Regions from separate parts of the Homo sapiens genome. Here region 2 is linked to region 1. The links are chromatin loops, found by intact Hi-C in ENCODE. Cell type or tissue: PC-3. All regions are shown on one strand. Each heading gives the region's core, and the rest is flanking DNA. Links, peaks and the distances in the headings are about the cores only. Region 1 has its middle 370 kb from the start of MIR1269A. Region 2 has its middle 300 kb from the start of MIR1269A.

Evidence for each region. A loop is a pair of places that touch in the nucleus more often than their neighbours do. Peaks named below come from ENCODE experiments on the same cell type or tissue, not always from the same donor. Only the 100,000 strongest peaks of a DNase experiment are listed, where the experiment ranks them.
Region 2: it touches region 1 in a loop (2.2-fold over the local background); 2 of 110 quality-filtered maps call a loop at or near these places.

Annotation. Positions count from the first base shown.
Region 1 is chr4:66,646,188-66,649,115 of GRCh38, forward strand. No RefSeq gene overlaps it. Among named protein-coding and RNA genes, the nearest start is that of MIR1269A, 370 kb to the left of the region's middle. In PC-3, for the core only: no CTCF peak of the experiment used is centred there; no DNase peak of the experiment used is centred there.
Region 2 is chr4:66,573,870-66,576,797 of GRCh38, forward strand. No RefSeq gene overlaps it. Among named protein-coding and RNA genes, the nearest start is that of MIR1269A, 300 kb to the left of the region's middle. In PC-3, for the core only: no CTCF peak of the experiment used is centred there; DNase peaks (open chromatin) are centred at 582 and 1,332; H3K4me3 peaks cover 1,391 bases; H3K27ac peaks cover 2,171 bases.

The DNA of each region.
Region 1 (2,928 bases), core at 269-2,768:
GTTCTTTACAATTTTTTAAAATCTAGAATACATTTGGAATCACCAATTAAGATAGTTAAACCATAGCCTTGAAACTCCTAACACATTATGTATAATTTATATTTTGTCAAAATCTGCTTCCCCCCACCCTCTGGTTTGTGGGCTTCTTGGAGGTGAAATTTATCATATTTGTACTCTCAGTTCCTAAGAAGAGTGTCTGATACATAATGGGTATTCAATAAATATTTGTTGAATAAATTAATTTGTCTGTAGATTGACTTTATTCTTCTTGAATTGTTAAATCTACATAGACAATGTTGTTGTTAATCCTCAGGGTCAACCCTTAGTGTTGGAAATGAGAAAGCAGGTAAAAGTAAAAGAAAATCACAGTGCTGTTATATCCAGAATACTGAGAATATATTTAGTAGGCTACAATGATTAGCGAACATGTAAACAGGGACTACAAAATAAAAAATATGCATTGCCTTTCCTAACAATAACTTATTTCAAAATTATGCTTATGGTCAAAATAAATGAATCAATATTTATTACTTAGCAATGTGAGAAAGTGAGGAGGCCATGATTAGCTTGAGGTTAATTATGGCAGGTTGGTATTCTGCCACTTCAAATTTACCTCTTTGGCAACTGTTCACAGTCCTGAGGCTTCACTTTACTGATTTCTAAATGGTTCTGTTACCTTTATTGCAGGATGTTGCAAAAATTAAATGAGATAAACTACCCAAGATAGTGTCTGGAACATAAGCATCAACAAATAAATAGTAATAATTATGTTTTCTTCAGCTGACTTTAAAATCAATTCAGATTGTTGATTTTTGATGAACTAATTTACTTGTAAGGGAATTGGATCTCTGTAAATAGATCTAGTCATAATCTGCTACATGAAGTTTACTTCTGAACCTGCCCATTTCTAAGAGGTTCATTTCTCATTTTTAAAACCTGCTGATGTTAGAAAGAAAAGTGGTTGCATTTTGAGACAGTACTATGGTACACTGACCATTCATCAAGACACTCACTAACTTCTCTAACAATCTAAAAATTGACTCCAGAAGTTTCCTTCATCTAGATATAAATTTAAGCATGTTGAGATGTATTAGATTGTCATATATGGGACAAAAGAGACTAGCAATTCTGCATAAACCAGATAAATGCTGGAATAAATCTGCTGCTATTTCTAATAGAGCATAGGCCTTTCTGACATGTCATTGCTAAATGTTCTACTTTACAAGATTGAAATTGTCCAAAGTCACTCACTATTCTAAACAGGATCAATACTAAAACGGATTTACTACTCAGCTCAGTGCATAAATCTGCTGTGATTAAATCTAGTTCTAGAGAAAACTAACACTGGAAATTTTCCTTTTGTTCTTCAGAGGAAATAATGAAATGCATTCATTTTAAGGGTGACAGAAAATAATTTGTTTTTTCATCATGACTATCAATGTTATTCACTCATTTATTTATTCATTGATTCATTGCTCAAATATGCATTGAGTGTTCACTATGTACAAGTCACTTTGGGAGCTGCAAGTTTAGCTTATACATGAATTTTTCCCTTGGGGAGCTTACAATCTATCAGAAAAAGACAAATGTGAACATAAGTTAATTTTAGTGTTGAAACTGTTAGGTGTAATAAGTACATTAAGACAGAGTTTTAGAGAGAACTCACATTTGGCTTAAAAATCATCAAAAACACATTATAGAAGTTTTCTACACTTGAATGGGGTCTTGAAGAATGCATATAATTTAAATGTGTAGATATGGAATAGAATCTACATATTTTACATTTTTCACTATACATCTTAAACTTCCACAATAGAATAAGCGATAGTAGACAGTCATCAAATATTGGCATTAAATCATTTAGCTAGATTTTTCTAGCAAAACACAATATGAATGTCAACTGCAAGACTGCTTTGCACCTTCCAAACATCTCAATCACTTCCTAGTGTAAATATTTTGAGAGATGAGAATTTTCCCTGGTCTACAGGGAAACATTTTATGCATCTTCTGCCAAAGAGTAGCCTGCATACTCAGATTGGAGCGTTGTAACTATTTTTTTCTTGAGTTTATCTCTTGCTTATTAATATGGATGAATATTAAAATTTTAACGACTTCCATGTGGCATCTGGTTAGAGTATAAAAACATAATTATATGAGAAAGTATAATTAATATTTGTATATTTAGAAATAAGTGTATAAATAACCCATAGAGGCAGGAAATGCTATTTAAAGCATTTAAAACCTTTCCCATTAGTAAATAGTGTCTATGATGAAAACTATGAGAAATACTATCACCTGGGTAATTTTAACACTTTGTATTCTGGAAAACTTTACTTCTGTAGGATACTAAGAGGTTTTACTGCCTTTCTACAAAGATTATATTGTCAAGTAAGTGTGGGTTAAAACAAAGTTAACCAAGCTTCTTTATTGCAGGGTTTTGCTCTGGAGTCTTACATACGTTAAAGTGTAACATGAATTCCTCACATAATACCTAGAAAACAATATCTCACAAACTAAATTTAAATGAAACACCATTTTTAAGAAGGCCTTAGCTCATCATTTTCACGTATTTGATTCCAATACTTGAAATAGATTATTCAACTAAAGATGAAACTTTAATGAATATTGGACATATTGATTTGTACATTTATTCAATTCAATAAAGAAAAAAAGTGTCTTGAGTCCCTAGAAATAAGGGCCTATGTTAGAGAAGCAACAAAGCATAGTGCTAAGAACACAAGGTGTGGAGACAGTGTGTATGTTCTGAGCCAACTGCTGATTAACAAGTTTCTTAAACACTCTGTGCCTTCTTGTTTTCTCATCAGTAATGGAGATGAGACTATAACAGAATCTACTCCACAAAGTTGTTATGAGGACAAAATAATTGAATAAACAAATTTTTAAAGTAGTTCCAGCCACATAGTATTA
Region 2 (2,928 bases), core at 165-2,664, 72 kb before region 1:
GTGAGTCTTTGATGACAAAGTGTTTCCAAGTCTCGGTCTGAAGACCCATTCATGTGAAATATTCACTCACTGAAATATTTGTGTAGAGCACTAAATGCTCTCTCTTGTCTCTTTAGATCCCAAATGTGTATCACCAGATAATTGTCTTGAATTTTAAAAGATTATTTTTTTGTTTACCTGAATTCAAAAAATTTTTCAATTATTTCACCTTTTAAATGAAGTAGCATTAAATGTCTTTTTAGCCCCACTCCACCATTAGATAAACAAGTAAAAAAGTTGCAAGACATTAATGCTGAGGGCAAATTTGAGATATGCTATCGTGCTTTGAACAACAAAAAAATATCGAGGAAACAAGGACACATCTGCCTTGCTTACCTCCATATGGAATAATCCTGACAACATCTGTTCTGCAGATGGGAGAGGACCGGGTGACTTGGTTTGTGTTTCTATTTCCAGCAATTTGTATCTTGTTAGATAATAGACATAGATAAATATTGTGGTCTATGACTGGGCTCAATGAGTGAATATCGTGGGCCTGGTTATGCTGCTCTCAGCTGACAAGAGAACACTTAATAGAAAATTTAAAGGAGTAAAGGTGAATGAAAGCTAAGGGTAAGACACATGATGGCTTTCTGAGTCAAAACTTCTGGGTCAGTTCAGGTATTTAAACTGTCAAATACAAACACCTGTAGATACTGGAAACAGGTCTGCTTTTGTAGGGAAGCTCATAAAGTTTGCACAGCATGGTAGATCCAACATGGAGTAGGAGCTTCATGTAAAGGAAGGTGTGTAAACTAATCACATGTGAGTTTGTCTCTAATCATACTGAAAGGAGTTAGTTAGCTTGCCTTAGGTAGATAACAAGGGAAGGGTCTCAGATAGCTCCCCACCGCCACCCATGGGTCAGTGCCTCATCCCACCATAACATGAAAAGCAGCCTGGGAAAAAAATTCAAGCTGCAGGCACGCGTAAGGGAACTAGCACAGGGTGTTGTGCCTGGAGACATGCCCATAGCTGCACAGATAGAAAAACCTCTGGGCCATTTGGAAAAAAACTTGCACAAACCTCCAGCTCACTCAGATAAGGGAACAAGACCTGGCATAGAAATGCCTTTGTCCTTTGGATAGTCAGTGTGCTCCCAGGAAAACTTTCTTCTTTTGTGGGCATGGGCACGGTGGGCTCTGGTGGATTCCGGTGGGGACTCTACTTTCCTTTATTTAGGACTATAAACCCAGCATCTATGAATCATCACCTCAGCCCCTGATTGGTCCCGGGCCAAGCTTTCTCTTCAGCTTCTGATACAACCTGAGCCAGGCTAATGATCTATGAATCATCATTTCAGCTCCTGATGGGTCCGGGGCCAAGGTCCAGCGCCAAGCTGAGTCACGAGTTTGCCAAGACAGCTCGCAGACTAAGCACATTCCTTCCCCTTACCAGCCCATAAAAACCCTGGACCCCAACCTCATAATGGGCATTCCAACTGGGGACCCACTCTCTGCGGGCAGAGAACTTTCTTCTTTTGCTTACTAAACTTTCGCTCTAACCTTACCTTTGTGTCCGTGCTCCTTAATAGTCTTGGAAGTAGGACAAGAACTCGGGCTTCATCTCAGACAATGAAAGACTGTTTGAAAACTTGTAATGTTCAGTCTTTTTTTTTTCTTTTTAGTCACCTGCCTTTTTGCCAGTCATACTAAGTTGTATAAAAGTTCTTTGTCATAACATAACCCATAAATATCCCTGGAGGTTTGCAGGGGCACATTGTCAATGCACAATATCTGAAAATAAAATAGATGTTTGATATGCCATTTTAATTTTTAACCTTCCAAAATCTTACACACACACACACACACACACACACACTCACACACGTCAATAAGGAAATGCAAATGACTTGGCCACTAATCTACTTCTGCTAATTAGACTCTGCTTAATTGATCCTATACTTTCTATTAAGAAAACTAAGAAATATTTTCTATTTTGAAACATCCACTAGATATTAGTGTATTTCTTCAGTTTTTATTTTATGCAGATTTTCTGATTTGTTAAAATGTCACTGGTTTATTTTTCTCTGAGGGATTTTGATCTGTGTCTTTGAAGGCCTTCTCTAATCTTCCACTTTTTGGATAGGTGATATTTGAATTAATGTTACTTTCCTGAACCCTGAGTCCATCATTGTAAAGGGTCTTTAATTCAACCCTTAAAATTGCAAAAAATAAAAAAATTCAAGTCTTGCAGGGAGCTTCTTCCTTTCTGTAGGCTCTCAAACTGTGTAGGAATTAAATTTTAAAATATATATGTCTAGCAAAGATGGTAAAGAAACAATAGAATGATCAGTATTTTCAGATGAGATGTTTATATTACTAGAATAGTCAAGAAAATTAGCCAGAGAATTGCCTGCTCAAAAATAAGATTCTAAAATAAATCCTCAAAACAAACTCTGCTCATACTAGTACCGGACAGCAAATAAATAAATAAATAATAAATTTCAGAAAAAATGCTATTTGAAATAGTAATACAAAGCATTAAATACTTGCATATTTTTGACTTGAGACACAAAAGACTTAAGGAAAATTATAAAACTCTGTTAAGAGAAATAAAAAATAATAACTACTTGAATAAATGGAGTGCTGCTCCCTACTTCAAAAATAAATTTCCAACATCCTCTGAGAGAAAGAGGAGGCGGCAAGGGAACTGGGAATTACAAGGGTCATGGGGATGTGCCCATGGGTTCAGAAGGGTCAGTTGAAGGTATAGAGCTGGTTCATGTGGTAGAGATGAAAATATATATGACTTTGACTTATAAATTAATCCAGTATCTATTAAAGCTTATTGGAACATTTCCTAGATCCTGACAAGTACAGAGTAAAACTCATCTGGAGGAATAGGGAATAATAAATACTCTTTTAAAGAAATTGGGTAGTTCTATCC